Regions from separate parts of the Mus musculus genome. Here region 2 is linked to region 1. Evidence: chromatin loops called from intact Hi-C (ENCODE). Cell type or tissue: heart. All regions are shown on one strand. Links, peaks and the distances in the headings refer to the core of each region. The heading gives the core; the rest is flanking DNA.

Region 1 (9,950 bases), core at 719-8,718:
TCCTTGGTGCATGCTAATGGCTCCCCTACTGCCTCGTCCCTGTCCCTGCCAGTGGGTATTTGGGGTGGGGTGAGGTAGGGAGAACAGCCTCTATGCTTGATGCTACCCTCCAAGCATCTGATGCTTAAGGCCCCATTTTGGAGCTGAATACCACTGTGGAGTCCCTTGAAAGAACTGATCTGTCTTTTGCCCTTGACTCCTTGGGTGACCTTGGAGTGTCACTACCCCACTTCCTCCTGTCTTCCTTTGACCAGTGGATTTAACTTTGAAGCCAGAAGGCAATCTCTTGTATCTCTTGTGTTGGAGCTGGAGAGCTTGGCCCAAGCTTGGCTGGTGCCATTTCCAGTTGGAGAGCAAGCTGAGGTGCTAAGGGGGTCCCCTGGCTGTTCAAAGGCCATAGTGGGACAAGATCCTCTATTTTGTAAATGACAGAACTAGTTCTCAGAGGGCAAATGGTTCTCCTCGGACTGTACAGCTAGACCTTGCTGGCCTACTATTGAACCCAAGCTGCAGACTTGGCGCCTGTTCCTCCACAGCTGGCTGCTGCACCCTCTCTTCCTCTTACACACACACACAGGCTCGCATGCACGCGCGTGCACGCACACACACACAGATGCACACACAGACGCACAGGACTGCGTATACGACCTGCGTGTGGCTGAGATGGTGCCTTTGTGCGTATGTGGAATGCTTGTGTGTTGGCGGGTGTGAAGGAGGCTGGGCTGAGCGGCTGCCCTGGCACAGCGTGCTGGGCGTGGGCCTCCCTCACATGTATGGAAGAGGAAGGGGAGGAGGAGAGATGAAGGGAGCCTGGTGGGAGGGAAGGCAAACTCTGGGGAGGGGCTCTGTAGGACTTTAGCTGGGTCATCCTCTGTGTGGGATGTGAACTCTTAGGCTGGCTCCGGGGTAATTCCCTCATCTTTTGGCTCCACGAGGGAGCTTGTCCTTAGTTCTTGGGAAATCAAATAGACCCTTCTTCAGCTGCTGTGTCTTTCAGGCTTCTGATTTCTTTGCTGGGGATCTAACAGCCCCCACTCTGTCCATTCTTCACCCCTGGGACTGGGCTGGGCAGGCGAAGCTGAACTTCCTGCGTCATCTCTCTAGTCCCTTTCCTATTCTTCCTCTTCCAGGTGTCCCAGCTCCCACCTCACCTCCTCTGGTCGCTAGCGTGACCTCCCTAGCCCTTAGAACCATCAGGTCCTGTGTCTTTCTTGACTGCTCTCCTTGCTCCCAAATGCACTGGAGCAGCCACAGGATGTCAAGGAAATGTGGAACCTTATTTAACACCTCTGAGCCTGTTTCCTCAATATCTGCCTTCGGTTGTGAGGAAACACAGAGTGCAGGAACTCAGTAGACAATCTATGCTGGCTGCGATGATGATGATGGTGGTGGTGGTGGTGATGATGACGACGACAGTGTAGGAATGGGAGAACAAATCTCCCTTGGCCACGATTGGTTAAGAAATGTCCACGTGGCTGGACATGGTGGAGCATACCTGCAGTTCTGGTCCTCTAGAGGCAGAGGCAGGCAGATCAAGGCCTGTGACTTTGAGGTCAGCCAGGTCTACACAGTAAGACCTTCTTTCAAAAACAAACAAACAAAAAAATTAAAGGAAGAAGAAGAAAGAAAAGAGATGAGCAAGTGGGGCTGCAGATGTAGCTCAGCGGTACACGTGTGTGGCACATGTCTGCCATGTGTATAGCTTTGTCTACAACCTTCAGTAACCAAAAAACAGGGGTTGGGAAGTGACAGGCCTGAGTGGGCAAACAACTAGACATTTGGCCCCGCTGCCTGCTTCAAGTCCTTGGGGCCATTTCCTCATGCCCCTTGCTTTCCTGAGCTCTGTCTCTGGGCCTTTGCCGTATCTCCTTGCCTTCCTTCCCACCAGCTTTCCTCCTTGCCCTCATCTGCGTCATCTTCAGGGTGAGGCCGGTGATCAGCCAGCAAGCACCAAGTTCTCTCCCGTCTTCTCTCTCAGCCTTCCCTTCACCATCTTCTTTCTAGCAGTGTCCCCCTCCCCCGCCATGTGTTTCTGTTTCCCCCCAAAACTAGATGATCCATTCTGAGATGGGGACCATGTGTGTTCATTCACTTTTATAACCTCAGCCCTGAGCTGATTACAGTACTTGCCTGAGGAAGCTTCCAGTAAACGGTAGAGGACTGAGAACTCAGGAATGGTTGGCACAGGGAGCCCTGACATTTTCCTGGATAAAGTTCCTCCAGCCACAGTTTGTGACTCCTCCCCCCCTCCCCCCTCCCCCATCCTCTTCCACCATTCACTTCTGTGCTGTCTCCTTCCTCCTCCAGCCACTGCCCACCTGTCTCCAGTTGGGTTCAGCATGGCGAACTTCACACCTGTCAATGGCAGCTCAGCCAATCAGTCTGTGCGCCTGGTCACAACAGCCCACAACCACCTGGAGACAGTGGAGATGGTGTTCATTGCGACAGTGACTGGTTCCCTGAGCCTGGTGACTGTGGTGGGTAACATCCTGGTGATGCTGTCCATCAAGGTCAACAGGCAGTTGCAGACAGTCAACAACTACTTCCTGTTCAGCCTGGCGTGTGCAGATCTCATCATAGGGGCGTTCTCTATGAACCTTTACACCTTATACATCATCAAGGGCTACTGGCCCCTGGGTGCCGTGGTCTGTGACCTGTGGCTGGCCCTGGACTATGTGGTGAGCAATGCCTCTGTCATGAACCTTCTCATCATCAGCTTTGACCGCTATTTCTGCGTCACCAAGCCCCTCACCTATCCAGCCCGCCGCACTACTAAGATGGCAGGCCTCATGATTGCAGCCGCCTGGGTCTTGTCCTTTGTACTCTGGGCCCCTGCCATCTTGTTCTGGCAGTTTGTGGTGGGCAAGAGGACAGTGCCTGATAACCAGTGCTTCATCCAGTTCTTGTCCAACCCGGCGGTGACCTTCGGCACAGCCATTGCTGCCTTCTACCTGCCTGTGGTCATCATGACGGTGCTGTATATTCATATCTCGCTGGCCAGCCGCAGCCGTGTTCACAAGCATCGACCCGAGGGCCCCAAGGAGAAGAAGGCCAAGACTCTGGCTTTCCTCAAGAGCCCTCTGATGAAGCCGAGCATTAAGAAACCTCCACCAGGGGGCGCTTCTCGAGAGGAACTGCGCAACGGGAAGCTAGAAGAGGCTCCTCCGCCAGCCCTGCCCCCGCCTCCACGCCCAGTGGCTGACAAGGACACTTCCAATGAGTCCAGCTCAGGCAGTGCCACCCAGAACACCAAGGAACGGCCACCCACAGAGCTGTCCACCACAGAGGCCGCCACCACACCAGCGCTGCCCGCTCCTACCCTGCAGCCACGAACCCTCAACCCAGCCTCCAAGTGGTCCAAGATCCAAATTGTGACAAAGCAGACAGGCAGTGAATGTGTGACTGCCATCGAGATCGTACCTGCCACGCCAGCTGGTATGCGCCCAGCAGCCAATGTGGCCCGAAAGTTTGCCAGCATCGCTCGTAACCAGGTGCGCAAGAAGCGGCAGATGGCGGCCCGGGAGCGCAAAGTGACTCGGACAATCTTTGCCATTCTGCTGGCCTTCATCCTCACCTGGACACCCTACAATGTCATGGTCCTGGTGAACACCTTTTGCCAGAGCTGTATCCCCGAAAGGGTGTGGTCCATCGGCTACTGGCTCTGCTACGTCAACAGCACGATCAACCCTGCCTGCTATGCACTCTGCAATGCCACTTTCAAAAAGACCTTCCGGCACCTTTTGCTGTGCCAGTATCGGAACATCGGCACAGCCAGGTAGACGGGCAGGTGCCTTAGGAGGTGCTGGTGTCAAGAGTGTGTACCGGGGAACCACATGGCTCACCGGCTGTGGAGGAGAGAGTAGGCGGCCCCACTCTGAGTTCGCATCTGCTGAAGAGAACAGGTCTCCCAGACACCGTGAGGTACAAGAGGCTCTTCGCTGGGATGGGAGAGCAGATCTCTACTGAAGCCTAGGAGGCTCGGCCCAGGGACGGTCTGAACTGGCACCACCTGGCCCATATCTTTTACCTTGCCTCAGGAAGATGGGGGACGATGGCTGGAGTGGGCAGTGGCTCTATCAAGGCCAACCATCGGTGGAGGTGGATGAATAGAGCAGAACTTGGGAGCATCTTGAGAGGAGCAAAAGGAGCCAGGCTTGCAAGGGTGGGGTCCCCCGTTATGCTGTAATCGGTGCTTTCCGCCTTCCTGCGCCCTCCTCTCCCTTGCATGTAGGCTCAGCCCTTCCCCTGCCCCCAAGTCCCACTCCAAGGTGAGGGACTTCCCTGCCACTGTTGCTCAGCCAGGCTCTGGATGGGAAGCCAAGCCCTTTGGCACTCCCCTGGCCAGCAGTCATCTGGACAGGGCAACTGGGAGGCCATGCTAAGCCGAGATACAGACTCCAGGGGACTGAATCAATTAATGGTGGATCTTATTGTCAAATTGTCAAGAACCCCCCCCCCCAGGTCACACATCAAATGAACAGCAGTGGGCAGTGTTCCTCTCTACCTCTGAGCGGAGGGAGGTATGGGTCCAAGGAGGGAAAGGTGATGGTGGGGAACTTGGTGATCCATACAGCCCACAGTGGCGAATGACACAAGCAAGCACCCTCATGGATCCCCAATGAGAAAATTCCAGACTTGCAGTAGCCTGGACCAGAAACTCTTGATGAGCTGGGACAGAGTTCAAGTGAGTCACCTAGGTCCCCTTCCCTAACCCCAGCCCTGTGGGTCCCTGGGAGACTTTTTTTTTTTTTTTTTTTTTTTTTGTAAATGTTCTGCTCTTTTTCCACGAGCTGTAGGGAGCACTTCCTTCATAGCCCTCAGCTCCCCTCAGTCCATCTTTCCCCATCTTCCCACCTCCGACAGAGCTCCATGGCAAACTGGGAAGGGGCTTTTATATATTAAAAAAGAAGCTTTTATTGGAAAAAAGTGAGTTTATTTTATTCATTTCTTAATAACAAGTATCAGGGTGGGGAGAACAAAAGAGGGTATGGGGAGGCTCACTTTCCAGAATCTCTTGTCCCTCCCCACTTTGGGCACTTGGTGTGGGCGTGAGAGGACAGGCGTGATTGACAGAGCTGACAGGAAGACAAAAGGCACTGGTGGGTTATATCTTGGGCCTGTGGGAGAGGAGGGCTCCGTTCAGGCTCCAGGCGAGGCCGGAGGCTCTCTGGCCTCCTGACTTAGTCCTTTCCTTTTCCTTTCTTGGCTGGAAAACAATAACGGAGATGCATTAGTGCGGTGGGTGACCTAGCTCGGACTCACCAGACAACGCAGACATGTCCATCAAGGAGAGAAAATCCTGCCCCCTAGTGGTGACTGACCAGTTCACCTGGAAGTGGTGGGAAAGGGCAGCCATGTGATATGAAACCTTTCTTTATTCGTTCAACTTTTTAACCCTCGCGCCCCCCCCCCCCCTTTAAAGACAGACTCTCAAGTCTCTCAGTCTGTAACCTTGAACTCAAGGCAGTGTTACTGCCTCAGTCCTGAAGTGCCGCTTTTTACAGGCACGAGCTACCAAGCCTGACTTTCAACTTTCTATTTTCATCTAGGATCAGAGTACTCCAAGTTCCTCACCGGGGAAATGGGCAGAGTCACCTCTGCCCTGCTGGCCTCAATAGCTGTTGGGAGTCAGGTAGCAGCATGTACCTTTGGGACAGCCTTTCCATAGTTTTAAGCGCAGAGTTAACTCCTCCCTGATCCCACCCCACCTTCCTCAGTTGACAAAGACAAGCCTTTCCCAGGAACCCAGGTCGGATGATCCAACAGAAAGAGTAGTTCCTACTTGGGCAGAGGGTTTAGCATCTCCTGAGAGTGGCCCTCAAGTGCCTGCCCATTCCTAACTTTAAGACTGCTCTGCAGAGACAGAGCATGGAGTAGCCTGGCCCACAACCCCACCATATTCGCTGACCTTTGGTCTTTGACTTGGTCTTGGAGGTGCAGGGCTTAGTCACGCGGATGGTCTCCTGGCACTGGGCATTGTACCGCGCCTTCTTCAGGGTCCCTTGGCGGGCTTTGGTGCCAGTGCTCCCATCACACGCCCCCCAGCTCTCAAACTTGTATTTGCAGTCGGCTGATGGGAGAGTGGCCCCACGGTGAGAGACAGGAGGGTTGTGGATGTCCTCCCTGCCTCCGGTTTATAAGGACATACCCTCTGGCTTCCCGCCCTCCTCCCGCGCGCCACCTCACCTCCAAATTCCTTCTTCCAGTTGCAGGGCACCTTGCAATGGACGCGCTGGGTCTGGGCCCCACAGGTACCCTCGCGGAAGCCCATGCCGCAGTCCTTGCTGCTGGGGGTGCAGGGCCCCCAGGTCCACTCCGAACACTCGCTGCCCTTCTTCACCTTCTCTACAGGGCGCAAGGAACAAAGTTAAGGACATGGCGTGCCGGACCAGCACTTGGTCACACGGCCTGCCTCACCTGCCCACCCCAGCTTTTACTCCTGAGCCCATCCTATCCCATCACCTTTTTTTTTGGCCACCGCGGACGTGACCACCAAGAGGGCAAGAAGGGCGAGAAGGAAGAAGCCTCGGTGCTGCATCCTAGGGGTAAAACCTGGGTTAGAGTTTCTCGCCTAGTCTCTTCTCCGCTAGGAACCGCGGGAAGGACCTCCCACCCTTGACTGACTTGTCCCACTTTCCAGGCCCAAAACGTCGGACCGACAAGGGGGAGACGGAGGGAGGACTTGGAACCGATGTCTCAGCGTACCCCCACCCCCACCTCAGCCCCCTTGGTGGCAGAGCAGCCGCCTGAAGGGACTGGGGCCACAGCCACTGCGTGCGCTCACTCGCTCACTGCTCGATGCTTCGCTCCCTCCCGCTCCGGCCTGTCCCGCTAAGGCCGCTAAGGCCCCTTTTGTCTCCAGAACCGGTCTGAGCCGGTCACATGGGCCCCCGCCCCTCCCCCCATCCCGTGGAAGGACCCGCCCCCTCCCCCCAAACCCGCACCTCCCCAGACCCCCCTAGTCCCCGCCTCCACTCCCGCCCCTCGCCGAGCCGGGACTCCCGCGTCTGTGCCTCTCACCTCTGATCTCTGGGTCTCTGGTCCTGGAGTTCGGTTTTACCAGTGCGCTTCTGGCTCAGGTCCCCTCGTAGCAGGCCCAGCTCTCTATCCCCTCCCCTTCCCCTGGTCTAGGCCTGTCTATACTTTTCCCTCTCGCAGCCTGTCAGCTCTCAGGTCACCACTTCGCTTGCCCACCGCGGGCCCCGGGAGTATGTCCTGGTGTCACAGGCTCGGGGCGGCCACCGCACCCGCGAACCTTCCCTTCGAGGCCCGGCTCACCTCCGGCTTGGTTTTTTTTTTTTTTTTTTTTTTTTAATCAGTTCACTCAGAGTGCAAGAAGGGTCTCTGATGTGGCAGGGAGCTGGGTACCTGGGACCTCAGATGGCTCCGGGTGAGCAAGGCTCGAGAGCCTTTTTCTAGTGCAGGTTTGGGGGAGGAGGAGGAGGGAAGGGCGTTGGGGGGGATGGGGAAGCACATAGAAATGAGTTTGGTAAATCTTGTCGCTGACAAGAGCTGTCTGAGAAGTTCCAGACCGGGCTTCCCCCGGAGGTGATAACCGCCCACCCCTGACCCTGGGGCCTCAGGCTCACCTCAAGCAGATCCCCCCCCCCCCCCCCAGTACAAGCCAGGGGGAGGGGACTGCTCCAGGGCACAGGGCCAAAAGACCAAAGAACCCAAGCCTGGCCCCCGCCCCACCTCTTTTACTTTCATTGTTATCATCCCTGCAGGAGCGGGAAAATCAGCTCCGCCCCAGGCGCTGTGAGCCTAAGGCCCTAGGCAGAGGTCAGGATCGGGGCAGACCCATCTCCCGAAGTGATCTGAGATGTTGGTGGCCATTTCCCCGACCCCAAGGATTACCCAGCACACACCATTGCTCATGTGAGTCCCCCACAACAAGAAAAAAAGAAAACAAGAAAGGAAAAAAAATTCACTTTACTGAGTCACACCCAGCTGTAAACAAGTCACCGTGGGAGCCCCACCCCCCACCCCAGGCCATACAGTCCGAAATGAAATGGCTGGATACATGAGGAGGAAGACCAGGGTAGGTGCCAAGCAGGGCAGCGGGCAAGTGAATACAGCAGGCTCTTGAGTTTCTGGGATGCCCAGGGTGGGTGGATCAGAGAGGAGGGTTAGGTACCCAGAACCCTCCAGAGAGCCCAAAGGATCAGGTGGCTTTTGAAAGTCCTGCTGAGTGCAGGCCTCCCTGACATCGATGCTGAGCTCTGTCCAGCCCTTCCATCTGCTGTGGTGAGCTGGAGGCTGCCCTGAAGGGAGGGAACCAGCCAGCCCAGCCTGTTTCCTGTTCCCCATGAAACCAGGGACAGGTGAGAGTCCAGCTCCTTAGAGTCCAGCCCTAGATCTGAACAGCTTCTCAGGGGGTGGCACGGGGCTCCTTCCCTGTGGCAGGGTCCCCCCATAGCCATCTGACAGGAATGTGGCAGTGAGATGGGCAAGGAGAGTCCTCTGGTAGTGTCCCTTGTTGATCCATGGTCCCCTTAACTACACAGCTGTCTCCTGGTCCTCACGCTGGATCATCTGGTAATGCTGTCTGTTCTCCAGGTAGGCAGCGAGCTCTGTGTCTTGAGCCTTCTCAGCGCGCTGCCGGGGAGTGTCGCCCTGGAAAAGGGTGGAAGGGCCCCCAAGGCCTTAGGAAAGGGCAGGGGTTCTTCTACGGAGCCAGAGGGGGAGGGTATCCTCAGAGGTCACAAGCTTTCCCCCTGCTGGCTCAGGTTTCTCAGGGCCTGGACTGTGTTGGCTCAGAAGAGCTTGAAATTCCCTAGCCCTGCCCCCAAGTCTGGGAAAGGGTGAGTTTGTGCTCTGCCAGGCAACTCACCTGCAGATCTGTCTTCATGAGGGAGGCCCCGGCTTCCACAATGTAGTGGCAGATGGTGCGCTGACCCAGGGCGGCTGCCTGGTGTAGACAGGTCTCCCCACTGGGGAACAGGGGCTGGTTGTAGACACTTGCAGTTCTCTAGGCCTGCCCAGCAGTCTCCCAACAGCCATTAGAAAGGGCAGGAGTTTGGCAAGAGGGGGAAGGGTGCTCAGTGCTAGCCACAAAGGGTTCTTGGGCTCTGGGTGACCAAATGGTTAGACCTGAAGGAAGGTGGTTTTCTGGTGAACCAGGGGCCTGTGTCTCAGATACTCACTTCTCCTCCACAGCATCAAGGATCTCTGGAGGTGCTGCAGATAAAAGGAAAGGGGATGCTAAGAGCCTGGCTCCCCCTTTCTCCCTCCCAGCCCCAGCAACGCAGCTTACCATGATCCAGCAGATAGCGGACCACTTCCTTACTGCCAGTGCTGACCGCGTGGTGCAAGAGCGTGCGGCTCTTCTGGTCACGGTGCATGAGGTCACCTCCTGCTCGGTGTAGCTCCTGGAGCTAAGGGCAGTGGGCAGGGTAGAGCAGGGCTGGATCACCCACCCTTCACAGGCATGGACCCAGGCACAGGCTCACTTAAGTTACTCCTTAGGCACTTCTGAGGCTTTGGTTTTTTGGTCTTTTTCTGTAGTCTTGACTGTCCTCAACTAGGTAGACAAGGTTAGCCTCAAACTCACAGGGACCCTACTGCTTCTGCCTCCTAAGTGCTGGATTAAACGTGTGCGCCCCCACACCTGGCTTCTGAGGGTGTTTTTGGAGTCATTAGAGGCATAAGTCTTGTCATCCTATGAATGAGGGACTCCCCCAAATGCACAGCCAACCAAGCCAGAGAGCCCATAGTTCCTTTAAGACCGACCCCCTTCCAAGTACAAGGGACAGGGGACAGGCAAACTGTATTAAGTAGTCCCTAGTCGGAAGCCACCTAGACAGGGCAGCACCATAGAGGACCAGCTGATGACAGATGACAAGGGCCCAATCCCTCCCTGGGTGAGGGCCTCCAGAGGCAAGGCCAAGCTTTGACTAGTAGTACCTTGCAGCAGTCATTCCTCTTGGCTGCTTCAATCAGTTCTTCAC
Region 2 (9,950 bases), core at 833-8,832, 320 kb before region 1:
AGCCAGCCGGGCAGTGGTGGCACACGCCTTTAATCCCAGCACTCGGAAGGCAGAGGCAGGCGGATTTCTGAGTTTGAGGACAGCCAGGGCTACACAGAGAAACCCTGTCTCGAAAAAAAAATGAAAAAAAAAAAAAAAGAATTTAGTAAGTCATTATGTTGTTTGTTTGTTTGAAGTCAGTGGTTCTCAACCTGTGGTCTGTCCCTGTATATCAGACATTGTACGTATCAGATATTTACATTGCGATTCATAACAGCAAAATTACAGTTATAAAGTAGCAACAAAATAATTTTATGGTTGGGGTTCACAACAACATGAAGAACTGTATTAAAGGATCATAGCATTGGGAAGGTTGAGAAACCGGTATTATAAGTGTTTGGTTTTGTATGAGTATTTTGCATGCATTTATGCACAGCATATGCGTATACCTGGTTGATCCCTACAAAATCCAGAAGAGAAAATTAGATTCCTTGGAACTGGAGTTAAAGACAATTGTGAGGTTTCCTTGATAAGGCTGGGAACCAAATTCTAGTCCATTGCAAGAACAGCAAATGCTCTCTTAATAGCAGAGCCAGATATCTCTCCAGCATCTTGTGCTGCTTTCACAAATAGAGTTGTTCTTTTGACTTTAGAGATTTTCAAAAATTTCCACTGAATTAAAAAGCTAGATGCCAACAAAGTATGGAGGTTTATGCCTTTAATCCCAACACTCAGAGGTACAGGCAGATCTGTCTGAGTTCAAGGTCTACATAGTAAGTTCCAGGACAGCCAGGGCTACATAGTGAGGCCCTGACTCAAAAACAAAGAAAGAAAGCTAGATGTAGAAAAGTACATCTAATCTTTGTAAACTAATTGCATCCCTAAAGCCTTGAGAGTAAGTGTACTATAATTATTTTAATAATAATAATAATTAGAAGACTATAATAATATAAATATGAAAGAATGTATGTCTACTGATTAATATAATTTAGAAAAGGAAGGAAAATAATCCTCTCTGAAAATGCAGTGTTTTTTATGATGTGCATATGGAAACATTAAACTTACCCACTACATACTGTGTTTATGAAGTAGGCATACATGAAGAGGAGATAATGAAAGTAAGGCCTACACCAGGAGACACTGTTCACATGTAAACGGTGGCCCAGTGGAGTCATACAGCTTAGCAGTCCTGCTAAAAATGACCTTTACAGAATACCAACATATTAGTGTATAAGAGATAAATATTTTCCTGTAGAACATTTTACCATCACTACAGGAAAAGCACTGGACATGAGAAAATTGAGTTTTTAGTTTAGACAGAGTAAATACTCTGAGCTTTCCAAGCCTCATCTGATGAATGGAGATCTTTTGCTTGTTACTTTTTGTTGTTGAGTTGTCTTTTTAAATTTTGGCAGTACTGTGAATGAAACCCAGGACCTTAAACTAAGTAGGACATGCCCTACCACTGAGCTCTTTATTCATATATATATATATATATATGAATGAATGAAACAGACTATATACATATAGATAAGATTGTTTGTTTGGGGTTTTGTTGCTGCTGCTGTTGTTTTTGTTTGTTTGAAGGCTGGTTCTCACTTTGTAGCCCAGGATATCCTGGAACTTGGCTGTGTAGCCTAAGCTGAACTCAAACTTAAAATCCTCCTGCTCCCTCAGCCTTCAACGTGCTGATCATAGGTATGTTCCACTACTCTTGTTTTTTTTAATTGAAGGTTTAGTAGTAACACAGTCTAAAAGAGAAGTATTCTTTTTTTTTGTTTGTTTGTTTGTTTTTGTTTTGTTTTGTTTTGTTTTGTTTTTCGAGACAGGGTTTCTCTGTATAGCTCTGGCTGTCCTGGAATTCACTTTGTAGACCAGGCTGGCCTCGAACTCAGAAATCCGCCTGCCTCTGCCTCCCAAGTGCTGGGACTAAAGGTGTGTGCCACCACGCCCGGCTAGAAGTATTCTTTTTAATGAATTGAACATTCAAGTGTAGAAATTATTCTCTGAAGTACACAGTAAGGTTCTTAGAATAGAATCTCTAGCTAATTCATTGAATACTATCTTGCTCAGTAATAAATGTGTGTGTGTGTGTGTATATGTATATGTGTGTGTGTGTATATATATATATATATAAATATATATATATATATATATATATAAATATATAAATATATATATATATATATATAAAATGATTGAATTTCTAAATTTAATTAATAATTTGTAAAGTTAATTTTTTTTTTAGGTAAAATAAGTACTTTGCTAATGAATTCTCTTATAGAAATATGTCTTATAGTCTCTTTCTGCCACTTATAAAGCTTGGGAACTACAGCTTGGGATTTTTGTTACCAGATTGATGAGGTCCTGAGGCAGGAAGACAAAGCTGAAGCTATGTCTGGCCACATTGATCAGTTTCTGATAGCAACATTCATGCAGCTAAGACTCATCTACAGCACACACATGGCAGATGAGAAGTTGGACAAGGATGAAATCATCAAGTTGTATAGCTGTATCATTGGCAACATGATTTCGGTAAGACATTTCTGGAGAGTTTCTCTTAGATCTATTATCCCACCCAGGTCCTCAAGCCAGAGTCAGTCTGATGTTCCAGTGAGACCTGTGTCCACTTGGTAGAATTATCCATGAGTCATGGAGCCAGTTGTTGACTTTTTGCATTGAATGTTACCTGTTAGGTGGCTCATCTAACACAGCTGGAATAGAGAAGGAATGGAGAGTAGACAGAACTAGAACCACAGAGAACCTGGGATCGTGTGCTCTGAACTTTGAGATGGGGAGATCTCAGCACCCCAGAAACTCAACATATTTATATAGAATTGAACAGAGAGGCTGGGTTGTTGCATATAGATAAACAAGGAGGTGAGTTATGTTATGTGACTGGATAAAGAACATAGGTTTAACTAATCTCTGTAGGAGCAATCTCTGAAAAGAGTAGCTTTCAGGCCAGTGAACATAGTTGTTGGAGCACTGAGGACACTTCTGTAGATAGATACCACGCACCCCGAGGAAGGCTTTGCTCCTTTCCTCTGTGTCTCACACAGAGAAGGCTTTGCCATTCCCTTAGGGCTGAGGCTAGAGTCCTTGATACAGACCATGTTAGCAGCACACATTTATTCAAGAATTTGTTCACTTGGGGCTTCTTCCACTCCCCATAGTTAGGATATAAAATACAATGCTTAGTTCTTCCTAGTGTACTGCTTCCTACCAGTTTCTTCTACAGGCAAAGCAGGTCCTATTTGGCTTTTCATGGATAATCGGGGATCAAAAATAGAGTAGAAAGGAATTAGGGTTAGGGAAATTAATTAGGGTTGTTTTTTGTTTTTTGTTTTAACATTCTGAGGTTTTAAAAATGTGTTGGTACAAACATGCAATCCCAGCACTTAGAAGTTTAAAGTACTGGCCAGCTGGGCCACAGAGTAAATCTTTGTCAATATATATATAGCTGAATATTGACTAGAATATACCAACTATGTTTTTCTTCTTTGTCTCATATATTGAGTTTTAACCTTCCTAACACAGTTAGAACTGGATAGCTATTTCAGATAGAGAGCTTGGCCCGGGAGGCCTCCACTGGAGTACTGAAAGACCTGATGCATGGACTGATCACCTTAATGCTGGATTCTCGGATTGAAGATCTGGAGGAAGGACAACAGGTGATTCGTTCTGTGAACCTCTTGGTGGTGAAGGTTTTGGAGAAATCAGACCAGACCAATATCCTCAGGTATATTTATACCCTCGTCAGTAAAACTTGGGATAGTCTCTTATTTGTCTACAGATAGAAATCAGGTAGTCAGAGTTGTGAGTGGCTCAGTCAGTAGAGTGCTTGCCTACCATTCAGAGTCCTGAGTCTGCCCCCCACCCCCACCCCACCTGACCTCTAAACCCCCTGGGGCCTCCAGTCTCTTGAGGGTTAGCTGCTTCATCTCTGAATGAACACAGACCCAGCAGTCCTCTACTGTGTGTGTGTTGGGGGCCTTATATCAGCTGGTGTATGCTGTCTGTTTGATGGTCCAGTGTTTGAGAGATCTCTCGGGTCCAGATTAATTGAGACTGCTGGTCCTCCTACAGGATCGCCCTTCTCCTGAGCTTCTTTCAGCCTTCCCTAATTCAACAACAGGGGTCAGCTGCTTCTGTCCTCTGGTTGGATGCAAATATCTGCATCTGACTCTTTCAGCTGCTTGTTGGGTCTTTCAGAGGGCAGTCATGATAGGTCTTTTTTGTGAGCGCTCCATAGCTCAGTAATAGTGTCAGGCCTTGGGACCTCCCCTTGAGCTGGATCCCACTTTGGGCCTGTCACTGGACCTTCTTTTCCTCAGGCTTCTCTCCATTTCCATCCCTGTAATTCTTTCAGACAGAAACGATTATAGGTCAGAGGCGTGACTGTGGGATGGCAACCCCATCCCTCATTTGATGCCCTGTCTTCCTGCTGGAGGTGAGCTCTATAAGATCCGTCTCCCTACTGTCAAGCATTTCATCTAAGGTCCCTCCCTTTGATTCCTGAGAGTCTCTTACCTCCCAGGTCTCTGATGCATTCTGGAGGGTCCCCCCAACCTCTTCTATTTCCTGAGGTTGCCTGTTTCCATTCTTTCTATTAACCCTCAGGACTTCAGTCGTTTTCCCTCACCCCGATTAGATCAGGTTCCCCTCACTCCCCACTTCCCACTTACCCTCCCCATCCACTTTCCCTCCCCATCCACTTTCCCTCCCAGGTCCCTCTCTCCCTCCCCACTTGTGATTGCTTTCTTCTCTCTCCCAAGTGGAACTGAGGTGTCCTCACTTGGGCCCTTCAGCTTATTGACCTTTTTGAGTTCTGTGGACTGTATCTGTATTCTGTACTTTTGTGGGGGATAACATCCACTTATTAGTAAGTACATACCATGCATGTCCTTTTGAGTCTGAGTTATCTCACTCATGATATTTTCTAGTTCTATCCATTTGCCTGCAAAACTCAGGATGACCTCATTCTTAATAGCAAGTAGTATTCCACTGTGTAAGTGAATCACATTTTCTGTGTCCATTGTTCTGTCATGGGACATCTAGGTTGTTTCCAGCTTCTGGCTATCACAAATAAGGCTGCTATGAACATAGTGGAACACGTGCCTCTGTGGCATGGTGGGGCATCTTTTAGGTATATTCCCAAGAGTGGCATTCCTGGGTCTTCAGATAGATCTATTTCCAATTTTCTGAGACATCTCCAGATTGATTTCCAGATTGGTTGTACCAGTTTGCAATCCCACCAGCAGTGGTGGAGTGTTCCTCTTTCTCCATATTCTCTCCAACATGTGTTGTCACCTGAGGTTTTGATCTTAGCCATTCTGACTGGTGTAAGGTGGAATTTCAGGGTTGTTTTGATATGCATTTCTCTGACTTTGAACATTATTTTAGGTGCTTTTCAGCCATTTGAGATTCTTCACTTGTGCGTTTTTGGTTTAGTTCTATACCCCATGTTTTGATTGGGTTGTTTGGTTTTTTTTGGTGATTAACTTCTTGAGTTCTTTATATATTTTGGATATTAGCCCTCTATCAGATGTGGGATTAGTGAAAAAAAAAAAAAGAAAACAATAGCAAAGTTTACCAATTTTCAAATAACAAAGTCTTTTTTTTAAGGTTTATTTATTTTATGTATATGAGTACACTGTTGCTGTTCTCAGACATACCAGAAGAGGGCATAATATCTTATTACAGATGGTTCTGAGCCACCATGTAGTTGCTGGGAATTAAACTCAGGACCTCTGTAAAAGCCATCAGTGAGTGCTCTTAACTGCTGAGCCATCTCTCCAGCCCAAATAGCAAAATCTTTTTTTATTATTTTTTATTTTTTACTTTTTTATTAGATATTTTCTTCATTTACATTTCAAATGCTATCCTGAAAGTCCCCTATACCCCCCCCCCCCGCACTGCCCCCCAACCCACTCACTCCTGCTTCCTGGCCCTGGCATTCCCCTGTACTGGGGCATATAATCTTAGCAAGACCAAGGGCCTCTCCTCCCATTGATGTCCTACTAGGCCATCCTCTGCTACATATGCAACTAGAGATACAAGCTCTGGGGGTTACTGGTTAGTTCATATTGTTGTTCCTCCTATAGGGTTGCAGACCCCTTTAGCTCCTTGGATACTTTTTCTGGCCCCTTCATTGGGGGCCCTGTGTTCATCCAATAGATGACTGTGAGCATCCACTTCTGTATTTGCTAGACACTGGCATAGCCTCACAAGAGATAGCTATACCAGGGTCCTGTCAGCAAAATCTTGCTGGCATATGCAATAGTGTCTGGGTTTGGTGGTTGTTTATGGGATGGTTCCCCAGATGGGACAGTCTCTGGATGGTCCTTTCTTATGTCTCAGCTCCGAACTTTGTCTCTGTAACTCCTTCCATGGGTATTTTATTCTCCATTTTAAGAAGAAGCGAAGTATCCACACTTTAGTCTTTGCAATGTGTGCTTTGAGCTTTACTATAGTTTCTTTAATGAATGTGGATGACCTTGCATTTGGAGCATAGATATTCAGAATTGTGAGTTCATCTTGGAAGATTTTACTTTTGATGAGTATGAAGTATCCCTCTCTGTCTTTTTTGATAACTTTGGTTTGGAAGTTGATTTTATTCGATATTAGAATGGCTATTCCAGCTTGTTTCTTCGGACCATTTGCTTGGAAAATTGTTTTACAGCCTTTTACTCTGAGGTAGTGTCTGTCTTTGTCCATGAGGTGAGTTTCCAAAATGTTGGGTCCTGTTTATGCAGCCAGTCTGTTAGTCTATGACTTTTTATTGGGGAATTGAGTCCATTGATATTCAGAGATATTAAGGAAAATTGTTGCTTCCTGTTATTTTTGTTGTTAGAGTTGGGATTCTGTTCTTATGGCGGTCTTCTTTAAGGTTTGTTGAAGGATTACTTTCTTGCTTTCTTTCTAGGGCATAATTTCCCTCCTTGTGTTGGAGTTTTCACTTTATTATCCTTTGAAGGGTTAGATTCGTGGAAAGATACTGTATGAATTTGGCTTTGTCATGGAATACTTTGGTTTCTCCATCTATGGTAATTGAGAGTTTGGCTGGGTATAGTAGTCTGGGCTGGAATTTGTGTTCTCTTAGTGTCTGTATAACATCTGTCCAGGATCTTCTGGCTTTCATAGTCTCTGGTGAGAAGTCTGGTGTAATTCTGATAGGTCTGCCTTTTATGTTACTTGACCTTTTTCCCTTACTGCTTTTAATATTCTATCTTTATTTAGTGCATTTGCTGTTCTGATTATTATGTGTCGGGAGGAATTTCTTTTCTGGTCAATCTATTTGTAGTTCTGTAGGCTTCTTGTATGTTCATGGGCATCTCTTTAGGTTAGGGAAGTTTTCTTCTATAATTTTGTTGAAGATATTTACTGGCCCTTTAAGTTGCAAATCTTCATTCTCATCTACTCCTATTATCCTTAGGTTTGGTCTTCTCATTGTGTCCTGGATTTCCTGAATGTTTTGAGTTAGGATCTTTTTGCATTTTGCATTTTCTTTGATTGTTGTGTCTATGTTCCCTATGGAATCTTCCATACCTGAGATTCTCTCTTCCATTTCTTGTATTCTGTTGCTGATGCTTGCATCTATGGTTCCTGATTTCTTTCCTAGGGTTTCTATCTCCAGAGTTGTCTCCTTTAGATGTTCTAGCTGTCTCTGGGTTTTCTTTATTGTTTCTACTTCCATTTTTAGATCTTGGATGGTTTTGTTCAATTCCATCACCTGTTTGGTTGTGTTTTCCTGTAATTCTTTAAGGGATTTCTATGCTTCATCTTTAAGTACTTCTTCCTGTTTAGCAGTGTTCTCCTTTATTTCTTTTTTTTTCTTGTTTTGTTTTGTTTTGTTTTGTTTTTCGAGACAGGGTTTCTCTGTGTAGCCCTGGCTGTCCTGGAACTCACTCTGTAGACCAGGCTGGCCTCGAACTCAGAAATCCGCCTGCCTCTGCCTCTGCCTCCCGAGTGCTGGGATTAAAGGCGTGCGCCACCATGCCCGGCTTCTCCTTTATTTCTTTAAGTGAGTTATTAATGCCCTTCTTAAAATCTTCTACCAGCCTCATGAGATATGATTTTAAATCTGAATCTTGTTTTTCGGGTGTGTTGGCGTATCCAGGACAAGCTGTGGTAGACGTACTGGGTTCTGATGATGCCAAGTGGTCTTGATTTCTGTTAGTTAAGATTCTTATGTTTGCCTTTCACCATCTGGTAATCACTGGTGTTAGATGTTCTAGCTGTCTCTGGCTAGAGCTTGTTCCTCCTGTGATTCTGTTAGCCTCTGTCAGCATTCCTGGGAGTCCAACTCTCTCCTGAGTCCCAGGGGTCAGAGCACTGTCTGCAGGCAAGCTCTCTTCTGGCAGGGAAGGTGCACAGCTCCGCCTTCTGGCTTAAGATGAAGACCTGAAGGGACCCTGTCCAAGAAGCTCTGTTGCTTCTGTGGCCTGCACACTCTCCTGCAGGGACTGGTCTTTGAGAGACCTGGGATACAAGATGGCCTTTTTTTTTTTTTAAAGATTTATTTATTTATTTAATGTATGTGTGTATACCATTGTTCTCTTCAGACACACCAGAAGAGGGCATCAGATCCCATTACAGGTGTTTGTGAGCCACCATGTAGTTGCTGGGAGTTGAACTCGGGATCTCTGGAAGAGCAGTCAGTTCTCTTAACCACTGAGCCATCTCTCCAGCCACTAAATAATAAAAAATATTAATGATTGATCTCATTTTTAGTAATTATGATGATCTGTGAATTACTTATTAGGTGGATAGAGAATATTCACACTTCAGTTACTGATTTTTAAGAATGAAGGTTTAAAATTTATTAATGCTTTTTGTTTTTCCAGTGCCCTGCTTGTTTTACTTCAGGACAGCCTGCTAGCAACAGCTAGTTCTCCCAAATTCTCAGAGCTTGTTATGAAGGTAAAGTTGAAATGATTTCATCTCTTTTCTTTCAAAGATATAATCACTTTTTTTTCTGAGGAGGTGGGGGTGTGGTTCAAGATAGGGTTTCTCTGTGTGGTCTTGGCTATCCTGGAACTCAATCTATAGACCATGTAGCCTCAAGTTCAGAGAGCCATGTGCCTCTGCCTCCAGAGTGCTGGGATTAAAGGTGTGTGCCACCACCACCCAGCTGTAATCACTTTTTAAAAATGTAGACGAAAAGAAATTTGAATTATGATATTGATCAAATCAACCAAGTATAGACAAAAAATACAGTTGGTAAGCCAGGCATGGTAACAGTTGTAATTCCAGAAAACAAGAGGTTAAGGAAGGCTGGGCAGTGGTGGCGCACGCCTTTAATCCCAGCACTTGGGAAACAGAGGCAAGTGGATTTCTGAGTTCGAGGCCGGCCTGGTCCTCAGAGTGAGTTCCAAGACAGCCAGGGGAACACAGAGAAACCCTGTCTCAAACAGACAAAAAAAAGAGGCTAAGGAAGGAGGATAGGAGTCAAAACCAGCCTAAGATACCTAATTTAGTGTTACTGAAACAGTGAGGCTGTCTCAAAAATATGTATATATAACTGGACTTTTATTTTCCTTTATTTCAACTTATCACTAAATTCAAGTCTAACATTTTTTATATCAGTCTTCATGCTGTGATGTATCTCTTCATCCTAATATCTAGGAGGCAGAGACTTGGTTGGCCTTGAACTCAGAGATCCACCTGCCTCTGCTTCCTAGTGCTGGAATTAAAGATGCACACCACTAAGCCTGGATTCTCCTAAAAATCTTTGCAAACATGAAAAGCAAGCTACCACAGTGGCTTATTAATTATACCTGTAACCCCAGCACTTGTGAAACAAAAGAAGCAGCCTCTTGTACATAGTCCAGTTAGATCATGGCCAGCCAAACCAGAAGGCAAGAAGTCTGATAAGGGATTTTCAATATGAGCACGAGGTATATACAGGCTTATAATGTTTAGTCTTTCGTAGAACTCTCCAAATGAACATAAGTACAACATTATAG

What was found. Peaks named below come from ENCODE experiments on the same cell type or tissue, not always from the same donor. Only the 100,000 strongest peaks of a DNase experiment are listed, where the experiment ranks them.
Region 2: a loop joins it to region 1, with 2.5 times the contacts of the local background. A loop is called at or near these places in 4 of 42 quality-filtered maps.

Annotation. Positions count from the first base shown.
Region 1 is chr2:91,924,910-91,934,859 of GRCm38, forward strand. Chrm4 (cholinergic receptor, muscarinic 4) reads left to right here. Exons shown (of 2, transcript NM_007699.2): 2 at 2,308-4,920. The coding sequence starts at 2,340. The coding sequence ends at 3,779. It overlaps Mdk (midkine), which reads right to left and starts at 6,950. Exons shown (of 5, transcript NM_001012336.2): 1 at 6,785-6,950; 2 at 6,463-6,539; 3 at 6,187-6,345; 4 at 5,909-6,070; 5 at 4,896-5,206. The coding sequence starts at 6,538. The coding sequence ends at 5,181. It overlaps Dgkz (diacylglycerol kinase zeta), which reads right to left. Exons shown (of 32, transcript NM_001166597.1): 28 at 9,907-9,950; 29 at 9,257-9,377; 30 at 9,147-9,180; 31 at 8,834-8,933; 32 at 7,918-8,616. The coding sequence ends at 8,500. Gm39876 (a long non-coding RNA gene) reads left to right here and starts at 7,308. Exons shown (of 2, transcript XR_866530.3): 1 at 7,308-7,390; 2 at 7,728-9,607. In heart, for the core only: CTCF peaks have their summits at 3,110 (motif pointing right), 5,308 (motif pointing left) and 5,528; DNase peaks (open chromatin) are centred at 3,142, 6,102, 6,854 and 7,700; H3K4me3 peaks cover 4,604 bases; H3K27ac peaks cover 4,737 bases; H3K27me3 peaks cover 1,667 bases.
Region 2 is chr2:91,603,912-91,613,861 of GRCm38, forward strand. It overlaps Ckap5 (cytoskeleton associated protein 5), which reads left to right. Exons shown (of 44, transcript NM_001165989.2): 36 at 2,335-2,514; 37 at 3,534-3,721; 38 at 8,829-8,904. It also overlaps a transcript of F2 not described here. Among named protein-coding and RNA genes, the nearest start is that of Snord67, 13 kb to the left of the region's middle. In heart, for the core only: a CTCF peak has its summit at 5,641 (motif pointing right); no DNase peak of the experiment used is centred there.